Regions from separate parts of the Homo sapiens genome. Here region 1 is linked to region 2. Evidence: chromatin loops called from intact Hi-C (ENCODE). Cell type or tissue: ovary. All regions are shown on one strand. Links, peaks and the distances in the headings refer to the core of each region. The heading gives the core; the rest is flanking DNA. Region 1 has its middle 21 kb from the start of PTPN14. Region 2 has its middle 61 kb from the start of SMYD2.

Region 1 (8,764 bases), core at 537-8,536, 230 kb before region 2:
CCTCCTTCCCGGCTGCTTTCACAGGCTGACATTGAGTATCTGCTGCTTTTCCAGGCACACAGTGCAAGCTGTAGGTGGATCTACCATTCTGGGGTCTGGAGGATGGTAGCCCTCTTCTCACAGCTCCACTAGGTGTGGGGACTCCAATTCCACATTTTCCTTCTGCACTGCCCTAGCAGAGGGTCTCCATGAGAGACCCACCCTTGCAGCAAACTCCTGTCCGGCATCCAGGCATCTCCATACATCTTCTGAAATCTGGATGGAGGTTCCCAAACCCCCATTCTTGACTTTCTGTGCACCCACAGGCTCCACACTATGTGGAAGCTGCCAAGACTTGGGGCTTGCACCCTCTGAAGCCACAGCCTGAGTTCTATGTTGACCTCTTTCAGCCACAACTGGAGCAGCTGGGATGCAGGGCACCAAGTCCTTAGACTGCACACAGCATGGGGACCCTGGGCCCTGCCCATGAAACCATTTTCTCCTTCTAGACCTCTAGGTCTGTGATGGGAGAGGCTGCCACAAAGGTCTCAGACATGCCCTGGAGACATTTTCCCCATTGTCTTTGGGATTAACATTCACCTCCTCGTTACTTACGCAAGTATCGGCAGCTAGCTTAAATTTCTCCTCAGGAAATAAGATTTTCTTTTCTATCGCATTGTCAGTCTGCAAATTTTATGAACTTTTATGCTCTGCTTCCCTTTTAAAACTGAATGCCTTGAACAGCACCCAAGTCACATCTTGAATAATTTTCTGCTTAGAAATTTCTTCCAGCAGTTACCCTAAATCATCTTTCTCAAGTTCAAAGTTCTGCATATCTCTAGGTCAGGGGCAAAATGCTGCCAGCCTCTTTGCTAAAACATAACAAGAGTTACCTTTGCTTTAGTTTTCAACAAGTCCCTCATCTCCATCTGAGATCACCTCAGCCTGGATTTCATTGTTCATATCATTATCAGTATTTTTGTCAAAGCCATTGAACAAATCTCTAGGAAGTTCCTGTCTTCTTCTGAACCCTCCAAACTGCTCCAACCTCTGCCTGTTACCCAGGTCCAAAAATTGCTTCCACATTTTTGGGTATCTTTTCAGCAACACCCCACTCCTGGTACCAATTTACTGTATTAGTCCATTTTCACACTGCTGATGAAGACATACCCGAGACTGGGCAAAAAAAGAGGTTTAATTGGACTTACAGTTTCATATGGCTGGGAGGCCTCAGAGTCATGACAGGAGGCAAAGGCACTTCTTACATGGCGGCGGCAAGAGCAAGAGAAAATGAGGAAGATGCAAAAACAGAAACCCCTGATAAAACCATCAGATCTTGTGAGATTTACTCACTACAAGAACAGTATGGGGGAAACCACCCCATGATTCAAATTATCTCCCGCTAGGTCCCTCCCACAACATGTGGGAAATACAAGAGTACAATTCAAGATGAGATTTGGGTGTGGACACAGAGCCAAACTGTATCACCCACCCTAGAGCTCAGTGGACAAGGTGAAATGCAAATGAGCCACAAATAAACTGAGGCAATATTTCTATCTCTTTTGCTTGCTGAAAGTTGGAGAAGGAGGAGCAGCTGAAGGAACCCAGCTTTTCTCTCTTGGCTGGTACTAGAGAGAGAAGGGGTATAAAATTACCCCTATAGTTCCTTCTGGGAGAAATTGCTTCTGAGATTCTAGAACCAGAAAACATTAACACTTCAATATTTTAAAAAACAATGAAGCAACACTTTTCGGATTAGCATGACTCTTTGTTTGTTTGTTTGTTTGTTTGTTTGTTTTGAGATGGAGTTTCACTCTTGTTGCCCAGGCTGGAGTGCAATGGCACGATCTCAGCTCACCACAACCTCTGCCTCCTGGGCTCAAGCAATTATCCTGCCTCAGCCTCCCAAGTAGCTGGGATTACAGGCATGTGCCACCACACCCAGCTAATTTTGTATTTTTAGTGGAGATGGGGTTTCTCCATGTTGGTCAGGCTGGTCTCGAACTCCTGACCTCAGGTGATCCACTTTCCTTGGCCTCCCAAAGTGCTGGGATTACAGGCCTGAGCCACCATGCCCAACAACTCTTTAATTACCAGAGAAAAGTTGTTATTTAGTGAAAGTCAAATAAAACAGAATATATATTCAGGATATGTAAAGGTGACCTGTTAGCCATAGCAGTTGAGGAGTGATTTTTTACCTTCTAGATACCTATGTAGTCTGATAACCAGGAAGTAGCACAGCCTAGAGTGTAGGCATTAAACCAAAGACAGGTCCCAGCACTACAACTTGCTAGCTGTGAGGTGTTGGGCAAATTACTCAACCTCGCTTCACCCTTATCCAGCTAAGGGGGTTGTTCTGAGGATTATGTGAAATAATTTGTGTAAAGCTCTTAGCACCACGCTACATGGTGAGTACACAAAAGATAGTTATTGGTACTTACTCTCCTGCTCTTCTGCATAGGTTTTGTCATCTAATCAACTATGATTTCTGCTGGAAGAATGGAGGCAATTTGTATACCTCATAGCAAGTTCATAAGGTATATTAACCACAGGAAAGGTTATATGGTGAGTTGATTGTTGCCTAATTTGATGAGTCAGATTGTTTTCTTTTTTTCACTTCTGTGTTGAAAATAGAAATTTAGGTCAATGTCTTGCTTCGGGCAGAAAAGCATTCTTTTTTGGTTACCTGTCTAAAGTAAGAAAGTAACCACTCTTCATGTCTCACCACCTATCTAGACCCACAGCTGATGTTAATAGATTTCCTTTGGAAACTTGAAGCAGGAGTTTTAGGACAATATCTGTATATGGCCCTTAAACCAGGAAATGTAGATTAAAGTAGAGTTCACAGTCTTATCTCCAAGTGCACCCAAAATGAAAAATTTAAAAACCTAGAACACAGAGATTTTTCAGTTGAAATAATAGACAATTTATGTTTGTGGGCAGTTATACCAGATCAGAGTTCATTACTTCACTCAGCCCATGGTGCAATGTAAAAGAAAGCTTCACAGTGAAAGACAAAGTTGATGGGAATCTTGAGGATAGCTAGGAATAGCCAAGGTAGTCTTCCCATTAAAAGGAGCTAATGTAAAGAATTACTCAGTAGGTTTCTAGGTTGCTAATGATCATATAGCCCTCATTAGCAGTAAACAAGCGCCTATTTAATCAATCCAAGGTCTTAAGGTATTATGAACTCAAGAAAGGTGAATTGCCTGTTATTTCTACTAAGCAGCATAACTTTAACAAAGCTGATAGATTTTAAATGTTCCCAATCTTCTCTCTGGCTCATGAAACTGGGTGCTGGCTTAATAACCTTAGGCCATAAAGTACTGTAACATGTTGGCTCATGCTGGGTGGCAACAGGTTTGTTTTTCATGATTATGTAATCTGAATTCCTTTTCCAAGAAAGGATTTGAAAATGAGCTATTAAATTGGATTGCCAGCAAGCGTATAGTCGAAATGCACATGTTTGTTAACCCTGGTAAGCCCAGACCCTTCCTCTCAAACTGCCACCCCACCACACCCCTCTATAAATTGGTAAACTATAAATCGAGTGTGACCCATGAGAAATGTTATGCGGTAGCTTGTTGATGTATACATAAAGGCTGAAAATGCCTACTAAGAATTTTTAGAGAGGATATTTAATCTGCTCAGTCTTAAATAGCAACCTAATCAGCCACGCAATATGGGCAATTTGTACACTAGTACTCATATTAGATTTGCTTTAAAAACTAATATGTGTTAAAATGTTGTGCTAAGGTACAGACTGCAGCAACTTCAAAGGCTTGAGGTGCCAGGTAGGTATTTATTGACTAGAATGCTATTTAGAAGAGAGGTTCACATTGTTCTTAACTTCCAAGACAAAAACTTAAAACCACAGCAAGTAACTGCTTGGAGTTTCGCATTCCGTACTCCTGCAACTCACAAGCGAACTTCCTGTTCCTTCTTGGCTGGCAGACGTGAAGGCTAGACGATGATGAATGGTTTGATTCTTGTAGTTGGAGAATCTGCCATGGCTTTCAGCCCTTAAGGCTTTGTGTGCCAGGCCAGGTGTTATTAAAAAAAAAAAAAGTTCTTCGCAGAGATTTGGATTTCACTTGATGATAACAGAGCATGGACTGAGGCATTTGGGCAAAGATCATATCTAATAAAGATCCGCACACCCATGTACATCCCAAAAAGGAATGTTTCAGAACACTTGAGAAACAAACCTGGAAACCTTTAAACATTACCTGGAATCTTGTTAGTAGGTTTCAAGAACTAAGAAAAAATAAGAAGAATGGAGGGTGGGGAGAGGAAGAGAAAGAGGAAGAAAAGGAAGAAGATGGCAAGATTCTTGGGCCAACATGTTTTTCTTTTTCATGGGGGAAATGGCAGAGTTTTTCCAAGTGAGAAGATAATTCTGTGCTTTCCTTTGCAGCTTGTATACATGGACATATGTTTTTTATGAGCTGAAAGTTAAATGCTAGGATTTCCTTCATTGCCTTCACCAGCTAGTGCTATATTAAATGGATCCTAGGTCAGAACCTACTAGAAACCGTGGGTGAGTGGGATAGGTTGTAATGCCAGCAGTGTGTGTGTGTGTGTGTGTGTGTGTGTGTGTGTGTGTGTGTGTGAGAGAGAGAGAGAAAAACAGGAAGAGAGGGAGGTAGAATTCCAGAACTGGTCCTTGTCTGGAGTAGCTATGAGTCTGCTTTGAAATTTAAGTGGAAAACAAGTTGAGAGAATACTAGAACAGTAGTTATTCAAATAGCAGGCTCAAATTAATTGCTTAGGAAAAACAGTTCACATTTTCTTTTCTGCCCCATCACTTCAGCAGTTTTAAAGATCTTATGGTGAAAGGACAGAATCTTGAAATTAGGTAATGGGGATAGGGCAGGTGGAGGGACAGGGGGAGCTGAATTTTAACTCAGCTGAATTGGGGACTAATTTCCTTGACAGTTCAAAAGTTCTTAATGAAGGCTTTCTGCCAGAAAGAACCAGCGCAGGCCACTACCCAGGCACGCTGAGGCCTGTTCCTGCCCCTCTTTCAGAGAAGAGGAGGCTTATAGCTGTCTCCTCTGAGGCAGCCCCTCCCTTGGGGAGGGCATTCCCTACCTGAACCTTCTGACCCTTCCCCAGTTCTCCATCACCACCACTGTGTTCATCCTGACTTTTATGCCTTCTTTCACACCCTGCTTGGAATTCTCTTTCCCCACCTCTCTTGAACCCAGCCCTTCACCTCCTTCCAGGCCCAGCCCAGGTCCTCTAAAAAGCCTCAACTCACATGGCAGTCTCCTCTCTGTAAGCCAACTTCAAGTTACTACAGTTTTCACTATTTCTGGTAGAAGCTTTGGGCTAGCTGGTCAACTAGAGACAAAGGCCTTTTCTTTCCTGGCTTTACTTTTTTCTTTAAAAAAAATCATAATTTTATGATCTCTCTGCCTGACTTTTATCATTGTTTACCGTACCCGCAGAATCTAACTGACGGACTTTTCACAGCTGTTGCGTCCAGGCAATATGTTATTTCAACTTCTCAATCTGTTGCACGTCAACCTAGGCCCATATTTGGTTTTTACTGAAGTTCTCTGACATTAGAATTTAAAAGCAATCCAAAAGAATGGAAGCTATTTCTCTGACCAGGACAAGACAAACCAAGGAAGAAATCAGTGCATCGAGGGCATATGATGCTACTTACATTCGTCTTCTCTGAGGGACATATGCAGAGGATTCACGGAGAGGGACTTTTCAGAAATGTGCTCCAAAAACAGTAGGGAAAACCCTTTCTCTATTGGCAAATGATGTTTTAAAGTCTTTTTCGAAGAAACAAATGTAGAAATGTTTTTCTACTGAGGCCTCCTTAAGTTTTAAAATCTCCTTTAAAAATAATACAGGGAATAGAGCTTCCAGGACAGAAATTATTCTTTCTCATGAGTGTAGACTTCTCTACCTAGGGAAGTCTAAAGGAAATTGAGTACAGTCAACCTGCAAGGGTGAGCAGAGATGATTAAAATGCACTGATAATTCAGAATCCCATTTCCACCTCATTAATTTCAACCTCTGTTCCCTTCTGTTGGTACTTCTAAAGATAAGAAAAGCAGACCAAATTGAAGATAATATCCTGTCACCACTCCTGCCTTCTCCCAACCCTGAGTGTTCAATCAGTTGGGTGGAAGATCATTATCAGAAGAAGGAGGCAAAGCAAGTGGTTCACATGACTGACAACCCCACTAGTTTCTCCCTCATCCCTTCACTGTGCAAAGATTGTAGATGTCACTTATTTAATATGGATGAGAATTAATGAAAATCATGTCTAGTCTTTGTCTGCTTCCAATGTGTCAATACCTCAGATTTTGCCATGTTTAAGAACCTTAGCGTCATTATGGCTAAAGAAGTCACCTGACTACAGTAAGTGAACTTCTCCATCTCCACTCTCCCTCCCATTATCTGGTAAGGGGGGAATTTTGCATAGCTTTTTGCAGGACATGCCTGTTAATTGATTGAGGCTCTGTCTCTTTCAAACAATGTTTTCCTCTGCCATTTTACAATGTGTACTCTTCCTATTATTGTATAAGAGGGAAAGTGCATCATTGTTCTATCATTATAGAAGAACTATTTTCTTGCAAGGAAAATTTCAGTATTCACGAATGCTAAATAACACATCTGGATGCTAATTTGGGGGAACTTCAGACATTAAGTATTCTGAAATAATCAGCTTCGAGTGCAAGACTATTTGGAGTTATAGGAATCCATGGTGAAGACAGAGGAGGAAATTAAAGCAAAGATATAAACAGTAGAGGCTAGAAGGAAAAGGAGTCACAGGAGGTACTTTTCTGTGAGTCAGAGTGAGCCTGACTCAAAACCGTGAACTGGACAAACATCTTCCCTTTTCCTTTCTTTACCAAGACCTGCTTAGAATTCCCAATGGCAGGATAACCATCACTACTACTTGTGGAGTTTACATTTTTACAGTGTTTGATGCTTAAACATTATATCTAATTGGCAACATTTTGGAATGGAAAAATACAGGTGAGGGGGAGTTTATAAAAGCAATTCCCTAGCCCAGAAAGTCTATTGCATGTCAAAAGTGTCTCAGTCCAGCCCTGGGAACAGTAATAAGGAAAATATTCTAGGCTCTTATCAAGATACTGATAGGAGGAAATAAGATGCATATGCCAACTACATAAAGATGGAAAAGAGTCAAATCTTTCTAGCAGAGAGTGATTGGCTAGCTTTATGTGTCAACTTGGTGAGGCTATAGTACCCAGTTTTCAATCAAACACTAATCTAGGTGTTGCTGTGGAGGCATTTTGTAGATCTGGTTAACATCTACAAGCAGTTGACTTTAAGTAAAGGAGATTATCTTGGATAATGTGGATGAGCCTCCTATAATCAGTTAAAAGGGCTTAAGAGCAAAACTAAGATTTCCCTGAGGAAGAGAATAAATTCTGCCCCATGACTGCAGCTCCTGCCCAAAAGTTTCCAGCCTGCCAGCCTTTGCTACAAATTTCAGACCTGCCAGCCCTGACAATGTGAAAGCATCTGGCTGGCTCTCTGTCTATCTATCTATCTATCTATCTATCTATCTATCTATCTATCTATCTATCTATCATCTATCTATCTATCTATCTATCTATCTATCTATCTATCTATCTATCTATCTATCTAATCTACCTACCCACCTACCCATCTATCTGTCTGTCCATCCATCCATCCATCCATCCATCCATCCATCCTACTGGTTCTGTTTCTCTGGAGAACCCTGATACAGAGAGTGATCTGGAAGACCTGAGGAAGTGATATTTAAACTGAGCCTTCAACGGATAAGGAGCTGACTATGTGAAAAGCAGAGATTAACCATGCCCCTTACACAGGGAAGAACATACCCAAGGGCCCTGAGATAGGAACAACTTTGGCATAAATAAGATCATGAAAAAGAAATCAGTATGTTGGGCACAGTGCACAGTGATGACTCAGGATGAGGTTGGAGAGGTTTGCAGAGGTTAGATCATGCAGGATTCATAGTAAAATATTTGGGCTTATTTTTCAAACTACTGTAGGAAGCCATTGAAGGTTTTTAACTTGGAGAAAAATGGCTGCATCATGGAAAAGAGATTGGAGGGGCCAGGAATGGAGGCAGACAAACACTTAGAAGGTGACTGTAGCGGTTCAGGTGGAAAATGATGGTAGCTTGCCCTAGTGTGTTGGCAGAGTGTGGGAAGAGGTGAGCTGATTGGAGATGACATGATGGGATGGACGAAGAAGGTGGTGGGAGGTAAGGGCATCAAGGATGTTCCTAGATTTCTGGCTTGAAGAACTGCGTAGATAGTGGTGTTATTTAATGCAACAGGGTAGACTGAGGGAGGAACACAAAGCATGCAAATGATGTGTTCAGGTTTTGTTTTGTTTTATTTTTTGTTTTTTGTTTTTTTGAGATGGAGTCTCTCTCTGTCACCCAGGCTGGAGTGTAGTGGCGCGATCTCAGTTCACTGCAACCTCCACCTCCGGGGTTCAAGTGATTCTCCTGCTTCAGCCTCCTGAGTAGCTGGGATTACAGGCAAGTGCCACCACACCTGGCTAATTTTTTTTTTTTTTTTTTTTTTTTTGTATTTTTAGTAGAGACGGGGTTTCACCATGTTGGCCAGGCTGGTCTCAAACTACTGACCTCAGGTGATCCGCCCACCTCGGCCTCCCAAAGTGCTGGGATTATAGGTGTGAGCCACTGTGCCCAGCCAAGTGTTCAGTTTTGATAGTGGAGCTCAGAAGAGAGGGTTCAAAATGAGATATAAATTTGGGAGTCATAGTATAC
Region 2 (8,764 bases), core at 520-8,519:
AGGCGGAGGTTGTAGTGAGCCGAGATTGCGCTATTGTACTCCAGCCTGGGTGACAGAGCGAGACTCAGTCTCAAAAAAAAAAAAAAAAAAATTCTAGCTAGATGAAAGATTTAAATAAAAATTAATATTACTTTTTACAATAAACCAGTAATAGTTTTATTCACTTAAAGATGAAAACAATCTGCTTTTGTACAGCAAGGGTCATGAAAAATAAAGTTAATGGACAACTAGAGTAAAAATATTTTTAATATATGACAAGGAGCTAATACCCCAATATATACAGAGCTCAGAAGTTATTATGAAAGACATTAACATATAGCAAAACAAGCAATGGCCATGTGGTATCACAGAAAATTCTGGAATTTCATATCAAGGGTGATAGGAGGCTCTTTTGTTTTAGTGAGACAATTTTTTTTTTTTTTTTGAGACACAGTCTCGCTCTGTCACCCAGGCTGGAGTGAAGTGGTGCGATCTCGGCTCACTGCAAGCTCCGCCTCCCAGGTTCACGCCATTCTCCTGCCTCAGCCTCCCGAGTAGCTGGGACTACAGGTGCCCGCCACCAAGCCTGGCTAATTTTTTGTATTTTTAGTAGAGACGGGGTTTCACCATGTTAGCCAGGATGGTCTCAATCTCCTGACCTTGTGATCTACCCGCCTCGGCCTCCCAAAGTGCTGGCATTACAGGCGTGAGCCACCGCGCCCGGCTGTAGTGAGACAATTCTTAGTGGTACCCTAGATAGCTTCAGGATGGGGGCAGGTCTTCAGAAAGACTAAGACTTGATTAGGAGCTTAGAACTTTCAGCCCCATCCCCAACCTCTGGAAAGAAAGAGATCCTAGAGATTGAGTCAATTTCAATGGTGAATTAATCAATTGTGCTTATGTAATGGAATTGCCATAAAACCCCCTGACCAATAGCATTCAGAGAGCTTCTGAGTTGGTGAATACATCCACATGCCAGGAGTGTGGCATACCACAACTCCATGGGAACAGAAGCTTCTCTCAGGATCCTTCCGGACTTTACCCTATGTTCACCCTCTTCATTGGCCTATTCATTTGTCTTTTTTATAATAAACCAGTAATAGAAAGTAAAGTGTGTTTTAGAGTTTTGTGAGCTATTCTAGCAAATTAATGAACATAAAATAAGGGAGGAGGTGTTGTGGGAAGCCCTTGACTTTGTAGCCAAGTCAGACAGAAGTATGGTTAACCTGGGAACCTGAATAACTTGTGACTGGCATCTGAAGTGAGGGCAGTCTTGTGGGACTGAGCCCTTAAACCAGTGTAGTCTGACACTAACTCTGGGTAATTAGTGTCAGAGTTGAATTGAATTGTAGGACACACAGTTGGTGATTGAAGAGTTAGAGAATGGTTGTGAGGCATAAAAACAAAAACACCACACATTTGGTTTCAGAACTGTTGTGAGTCAAAACAGCTCATATTGGTGTCAGAAGTGGGATTAGAAAGACCCTGATTATTTAGTGTCAGAAAATTTAGGATTCACTAGAATGGTCCTAGCTAATGGAAAAGTGGTTTGGGAAGAGAAAGGATGAAAGGGTGGGAGATACAGAACTTTTGATTCCTGGGTGGTCATGTAGTCACCCATGATATGGACCAGCATGACAGCTGTGCTGTTATCAGTGACTAAATTTAGTTACAAATGGAATTTGGAGGTGGATCTAACTGCTGAGGAATTGGTTCATTGGATGCGTAAGGAAATGTAAATGAATAGGAAAAGTGCAGAACATATAACTCCTTGGTTTTTGTTATATCTGTAATAGCTAAAGTGAAATTAAAAGAGTGCTGGATGGACTTTGATGCTAAACCAAACTCAGATTTTGGTCAGTCTGAACTTTGGCCACTAGCCTTGAAGCTGCCCTCAAAGGGTAGAATTATGTGGAGACAACAAAGGGTACCTCTAAGACCTCTGGTCACCAAGAAGTTGGTGTGTGTAGGGGGAAGGTACAACCAATAAACTATTGAAACCAGGGGGGATAGTGTGGAAGAGTTGTCGCATTTGTAGATCAATATCATCAGCTTCCTGAAAAACCCTTACTTAAGTGGATTCTGAGAGTAACTGATTTAGAGACAGTATCTTTGGTTTTGAATGCTGCAGAATGAAAGAACATGTCTGGGTTGACAGAGGACTCACTGCTCACTGTGGAACAATCACAGATGGCTATATCTGACACAGACACACAGCAGGTTATTCCTGAAGAAACAACCAGCCTGGTGGACTGGATAAAAGGCACTATGAGGTATGTTTACTCTGAGAAGTGAGGCTGTCCAACTCCCCCTATAAATGTTAAAAGCAACACTCTGATGAAGTACCTGATAAACTGTGTATGCAAGTCATGTGGGACTGGCTTTTTGGTAATTGGGACACTCACCCATTGAATATGCCCATTGCCAAGATCATGGTCAATGTTATGATTAAGAGGCATGGGCACCTTTTGCGTGGGTGTCGCATATAACTTTACTGCTGCAAAACTGAGCAACAGTCTTAGAAGCCCTATCAAATTTGCTCTCTCTGCTTCCTCTCATGGTTCTTACTGATGCTAATTAAAACACTAGACTAATTCACAGGAAAATATGAATTAGGCATAGGTATGAAAGGTAGAGGGATGAGTCCAGGGATTCATCCTAAGAGGGTAGAAATTTTTAAATGGTTAAGAAATGGAGTGAATAAAGAAAACATTGATAGTGGCAAAACAAAAAGCAAAAAGAAAGGGAAAGAGTCAACAGACTTGTCCCAGCAGGGTGAAAACCTTGAATGGTTATTAAAAAATGGGATGAGGCCAGGTGTGGTGGCTCACGCCTGTAATCTCAGCACTTTGGGAGGACAAGGTGGGTGGATCACCTGAGGTTAGGAGTTTGAGACCAGCCTGGCCGACATGGTGAAACCCCATATCTACTAAAAATAAAAAAATTAGCCGGGCATGGTGGTGCACACCTGTAATCCCACCTACTTGGGAGGCTGAGGCAGAAGAATCGCTTGAACCTGGGAGGAGGAGGTTGCAGCGAGCTGAGATCATGCCATTGCACTCCAGCCTGGGTGACAGAGTGAGACTTCATCTCAAAAAAACAAACAAAAAAAAAGGTATGACTAAGACAGACATTGATAGGGTTAAAACAAAGGTCTTAATACAGCACTATTAAAGTTTGGGTGGACCAAAGTGTCTCCTAATGGTATTAGTCCATTTTCACACTGCTGATAAAGACATACCCAGTCTCGGGTATGTCTTTATCAGACTGGGTATAAAGAAAAAGAAGTTTAACAGACTCACACTTCCATGTGGCTGGGGTGGCCTCACAATCATGGTGGAAGGCAAAAGGCACGTCTTACGTGGCAGCAGATAAGAGAGAATGAGAGCCAAAGGGAAAGAGGTTTCCCCTTATAAAACCATCAGATCTCGTGAGACTTATTCACTACCACGAGAACAGTATGGGGGAAACCACCCCCATGATTCAATTATGTCCCACCAGGTCCCTCCCGCAACACATGGGAATTATGGGAGCTACAATTCAAAATGAGATTTGGGTGGGGACACAGCAAAAACATATCAGTCACCCAACATTAAAGGGTCCCAAACAAGTTCACTCTATTTACTCCAGTTTGGAGAAATTTTAAAAGCCAGAAGGCCAAGATTACAATGAGAAACCTGACCTGGAATCACAGGACAATAGTAAGATTAACCAAGACCAAGACTGACAAAAAGGTCAGAGTTCTTTGCCTCAACCCCCTGCTGGTGACCCAAAGCTTTATGTAAATGAATGGGTTATGTACATGAATGGGTTATGTACATGAATGGGTTATGTACTCCACCCATTTAGGGGGTGGAGAAATTTCTGGAACTCCTTTACATGGGGGCTTCATGGACTGTGGTATCCAAACCCACTGGTGAAGCTCTAACATAAGCTAGAATTAGGTTGAGGGAATACAGAAGAGTTGACAGGATTATGAAAGTTAGAATGTTTAAACAGACTTTTTGTAAAATTGTGTCTCCTTTACTTGAATGTTTTGTGGGAATGGATATTATGTCATCTTGGGGAACACTTTCTTTACCTAATATTGTAAAACTAAAACTTGTTGATGATGTCCGATGGTGGCTACAGTTAGGACTGTAGGGGTTGATGAGATTAAGGTGAAAATTTGTACAAAAAGTTGCATCTGAATGTATTATGGGGATGGACATTAGGTTTAACTGAGGAACTGTGTCTGCAAAGAAGAAGGTGTATAAATCATCTTCAAGCAATATTAATTGGACATGCTAAATGGGAACCAGTAAGATTGCCCAAGCCCACACAGTGTAGAATAAAAGCTGGAGTGCTGATATACACAAAATCTCTGTGGGATAGTTCTTTGTGGAGCACTGGCTGGGACTTACGGCAAAAGCCTGTGAGCACCTCCCAGCGATGACTACTGGGACTGTGGACTAGAAAATTTCCATTTGAGAAGCAATTCATCTCATCAGACATTAATTGAAAATACTCCTATGACTGAAGGGCATAAAATAATCTTGAAACCTGAAATACCCATAATGCCTTAGATGATGTTGGAGAAGCACTCTAACGTGGATGGCAGTGCCCAGAAGAGTTCCATCATAAAATGAAATGGTTTCTACAGGATCTTGTTACCTGAGGAATGCAAGGACATATTCACAAACAGGGAAGCTGTTTTGTCCTAGGACTGACTGGTACTGCATGAGAAGCTGTCGGATCTATTGCCACTTGGACAGTGCCCAGAAACAGCCTTTCACTAACCAACAAAGAACTGCTTGGTTTATGGACTACAGTTCCAAAGTGAATGGACATCTAGTTTGGAAGGTCACTACTCTGATCAGAGAAGGGTAAAAGTCAGCTTGGTGGACTGAACTGCTTGCTGTTTGTCACCACGTTTTGGTTTTTACCAGCTCACTGGTGCTGGTGAATATGGCCAGGCAGAAGGGGAATGGAAACCTGGGCCATTAAAGGGACGGGCCACACAGATGGGAACCACCATAGGAATTTGAAGAGTGCATTAAAGTAGGACCTATCAATGCCCATCAAAAGAAAACCCTTCTGACATCAGAAGGTAAATGGAATCAACAGCAGATACCCTCATGTGCTCACCTAGGTGGCCACCTAGGTCCATGAAATGAGTGGACATGGCAGGGACAGGCTGCAATAATGCAGAGATGGGCTCAATCTAGACATACTCCTGTTGCACCCTCTGAGAAACAAAATGCCAGTAAGGGCTGTTTTGGGTGGGGTGGGGGGCCCTGAACATAGCTCACAAGTCAGGTTAATGCCAGTAGGCCCAGGAGGCTACAACTGGGTCCTGAGAGAAATCAACACTGACTCTGGACTGGGATTTGCTTACCCAGTGGTAGATGCAACTATGCTTAGAGTGCTACAAAAGAACCAGAAGATACTGCACCCATTCCAGACCAAGGGACACACTTTGCAGCCCACCGTGTCCTCCAGTGGGAAGAGATAGCTCAGCAAATGGGCACTTTGTGTTGCATATTATCCTCAGAGAAATGGCTTAATAGAGAATTGGAACAGGCAGTTGAAATATTTACTGTCTAAAATGGGGGGAGATAAAGGCAGGAAGGGCTGGCTTCCATGCCTTCACAAGTGTGTGCTCACATAAAATAAGGGGGGGCCTAAGGGAGTGTCCCCACTGGAGAGAGTCCTGTTTTCCTGGTGAAACTGGGGCAGAGGGGTTGGGAAAGAGTGCTGGTATGACCACCATTCTTCCCAAGGAAAAGATGCTGGTATAACCATACTTTTTTTTTTTTTTTCCTTTCCTACATCATCTCAACTTTCTTTTTCCTATCTGATGCAGTGGTCCCAGGACCAGGGCTGCAACTACCAGTGCTAGAAACAGGGATGATTTCTAAGCAAGAAACTGAACTACGTTTCTAAACCTTTATGTCAGAATTCTTAAGGGTCTGATGGGGCAGGTCAGGCCTTCATCCTATCTATCTGGCAAAATCAGGGTTACCAGTGAATGCAGCTCTATTGCCTAGTGTCAGAAATAGCCCATTAGTTCTGTACCTACAGAATCCTACCGTACCTGAAGGGAGTGGACTGAAGGGGAGGCATTTTTGTTAGACTAGTATTGCTGTCTGCAACCTAGACAAGCACAGAGGTGGAACCTAATGTCTCTTCCAAAGGTGAATGAACAAAGGGGATAAATGGAGAGGAGAAATAGCAGCTGAGGGCAAAGGAATGATTAAATGAGTTATGTAATAGGGGAAATCCAGTATCGTGCTGACATCTTGAAAAAGGCTCAGAACAAGAGATGATATTGTCTCTTAGCTCAATTATACCAGAGGCCTGAAAGGGTAAAGACATATTGCCAAGATCACTCTCGCCTGTGGAACCTGACAAGATCAAATAGAAGCCTGTACGCCTGAGTGGCCTCAGCTAGGGAGACATTTTCATGCAGTAGGATGATAGACTGGATTACCAGTGACTACACGGGAAGCTAGAAATATGCCAGTAAATATCATCCTTTTTTATGAGTAATCTGTGGTCAGAGACCAAAAGGGTGTCCTTTAGTGTCATAGAAAGATTATTTGGTCATTGTCCTCAGTTCCTGGGACACAGCTCCTCTTAAAAGACCCTTGGAATTTCCTAAGTGATAGGAGTCTCTTTTGTTCTAATACAGCAACTCTTGGTGTGCCTCTAGGTAGCTTCAGGATGAGGGGTGACCTCCAGAAAGACCAAGCCTTAATTAGAAGCTTGGAATGTTCAGCCTCAACTCCCCAACCTGTGGGGAAGATAGAAGGGCTGCAGACTGAGTTAATCATCAATTGCTAATGATTTTATTAAATGACTAATGATCATTTAAGTCAAATGATCAATGATTTAAACCCTGTACAATGGGGTTTGGAGGGCTTCCGAGTTGGTGTACACGTCCATGTGCCAGGAAGATGTCACACCCCCAGCTCCATGAGGATGGAAGTTCCTGTACCCGGGACCCTTCCAGACCTTGCCCTATGTACCCTTCATTTGCCTGTTCATTTGTATCCTTTATAATAAGCTAGTAATAGGAAGTAAAATGTTTTCCGGACTCTGATAAGCCATTCTAGCAAATTATCGAACATGAAGGCGAGGGGATTGTGGCAACCCCCTGACTTTGTGGCCAAGTCAGATGATAGAAACTGGGTAACCTGGGAGCCAGGCAAGGTGGTTCGTGCCTATAATTCCAGTACTTTGGGAAGCCGAGGTGGGAGGATCCCTTTAGGCCAGGAGTTTGAGACCAGCCTGGGCAAGACAGCAAGACCCACCTCTAAAAACAACAAAAAAAATAACGCCACTGCACTCCAGCCTGGGTGACCGAGTGAGATCCTTCCAACTGGCATCTGAAGTGAGGGAAGTCTTATGGGATGGAGTCTTTAAACCTATGGAGTCTGACGCTAACTCCAGGGTAGTATCAGAATAGAACTGAATTGTAGGACACACAGTTGGTGTCCAAAGAGTTAGAGAATAGCTGGTGTGAGATAAAACCTCAAACATTCGGTGTCAGAAAGTGTTGTGCTAAAAACAGCTCAGCCATGAATGTCAATTCACCGAAGAAATAAAATAAATCCTGAATATATGAAAAACAGTCCAATCTCACTAATAAATGCATATAAAACAAAATATTTCACACATTACATTGCCAAAAACATTTTAATGATAATACAACGTTATGAGGGAGAGGAAAGCAAATACTATTATATCTATCTTATTTGTATCTGATGCAGTTTTTTTTTTTTTTTACAAAAGGAAATGTGGCTATATTTATTCAAATTTTAAAAATATTCCCACTATTGGATCTTGAAATTGCACTTCCAGGAATCTATTCCCCAAAATGCTACCACACAACGCAAAGTTTTATGTTTCAGATCATTCATTGTGGCATTGTTTGTAATAGCAGCAAACTGGGAAAAAAAACCTCCTGTCCATAAATAGAAGTACCGAGTCCATGATGACATGCATCCAATGCAATATTCTGCCTCTAAATAGAATGAGGCAAATCTGTAAGTGCTGAAATGCAAAGAGATCCATTTTGTTCGTTTGGAGAAGCACGTTACAAAATCCTATGTCAGTACCATCCTGTCTTTGTTCTTCTAAATCTATTTATATAGCTACATCATCATCCAGGAATGGAAAAACCTGGGACCATATAAAGCAAACTGTTTATGGCAGTTAGCTCCACGCAGTGGGACTGGTGAAGAACAAAGAAGTTTACTTTTTTCATATACATTTCCATTACTTGAATTTACTGAGAAAGGATTACTTTTGCAAATTTTATAAAACCTATAGAGATGGTAGGCTAAGTTTATTTTAGGCTTCGTCACAGAATGTATAGTAAATGAACATTCTTAAAACCTAAGTTCCACTGATCTGGGACCATGCCTTACTCTTCTCTTTGCACCTAGAGAGCTATTCAGAGCATTTAGCATAGATAGTACCAGGTGTTCAGTAAATGTCTTATTGGACTACACAGGACAAGAGAATGCATTCTATCTGCTAAATCCCACTGTGTGCAGCAAACTGCGTGTGAAAGAGGGGCATGAGTGTGTGTGAAGATGTGGGTGCGTGTAGATGAGGAGGGAAGGAAAATGTACCAGATTTACAGCTGTTCTAGCTGTTTTCGGACCATGACTATGAAAGGTAATTGACATGTAAATTTCAACAGGCTTTACTTATTAACCAGTGGGGAAGTTCCTCTCTTTCGACTACAAGACGCTTTTCTAAGAGTAACACCCCTGCACTCAGGAACGTGTGCTGC

Evidence for each region. Peaks named below come from ENCODE experiments on the same cell type or tissue, not always from the same donor. Only the 100,000 strongest peaks of a DNase experiment are listed, where the experiment ranks them.
Region 1: a loop joins it to region 2, with 4 times the contacts of the local background. A loop is called at or near these places in 97 of 110 quality-filtered maps.

The regions. Positions count from the first base shown.
Region 1 is chr1:214,568,718-214,577,481 of GRCh38, reverse strand. No RefSeq gene overlaps it. Among named protein-coding and RNA genes, the nearest start is that of PTPN14, 21 kb to the right of the region's middle. In ovary, for the core only: no CTCF peak of the experiment used is centred there; no DNase peak of the experiment used is centred there; H3K27ac peaks cover 1,625 bases.
Region 2 is chr1:214,337,757-214,346,520 of GRCh38, reverse strand. No RefSeq gene overlaps it. Among named protein-coding and RNA genes, the nearest start is that of SMYD2, 61 kb to the right of the region's middle. RefSeq lists an enhancer at 3,488-3,989. In ovary, for the core only: no CTCF peak of the experiment used is centred there; no DNase peak of the experiment used is centred there.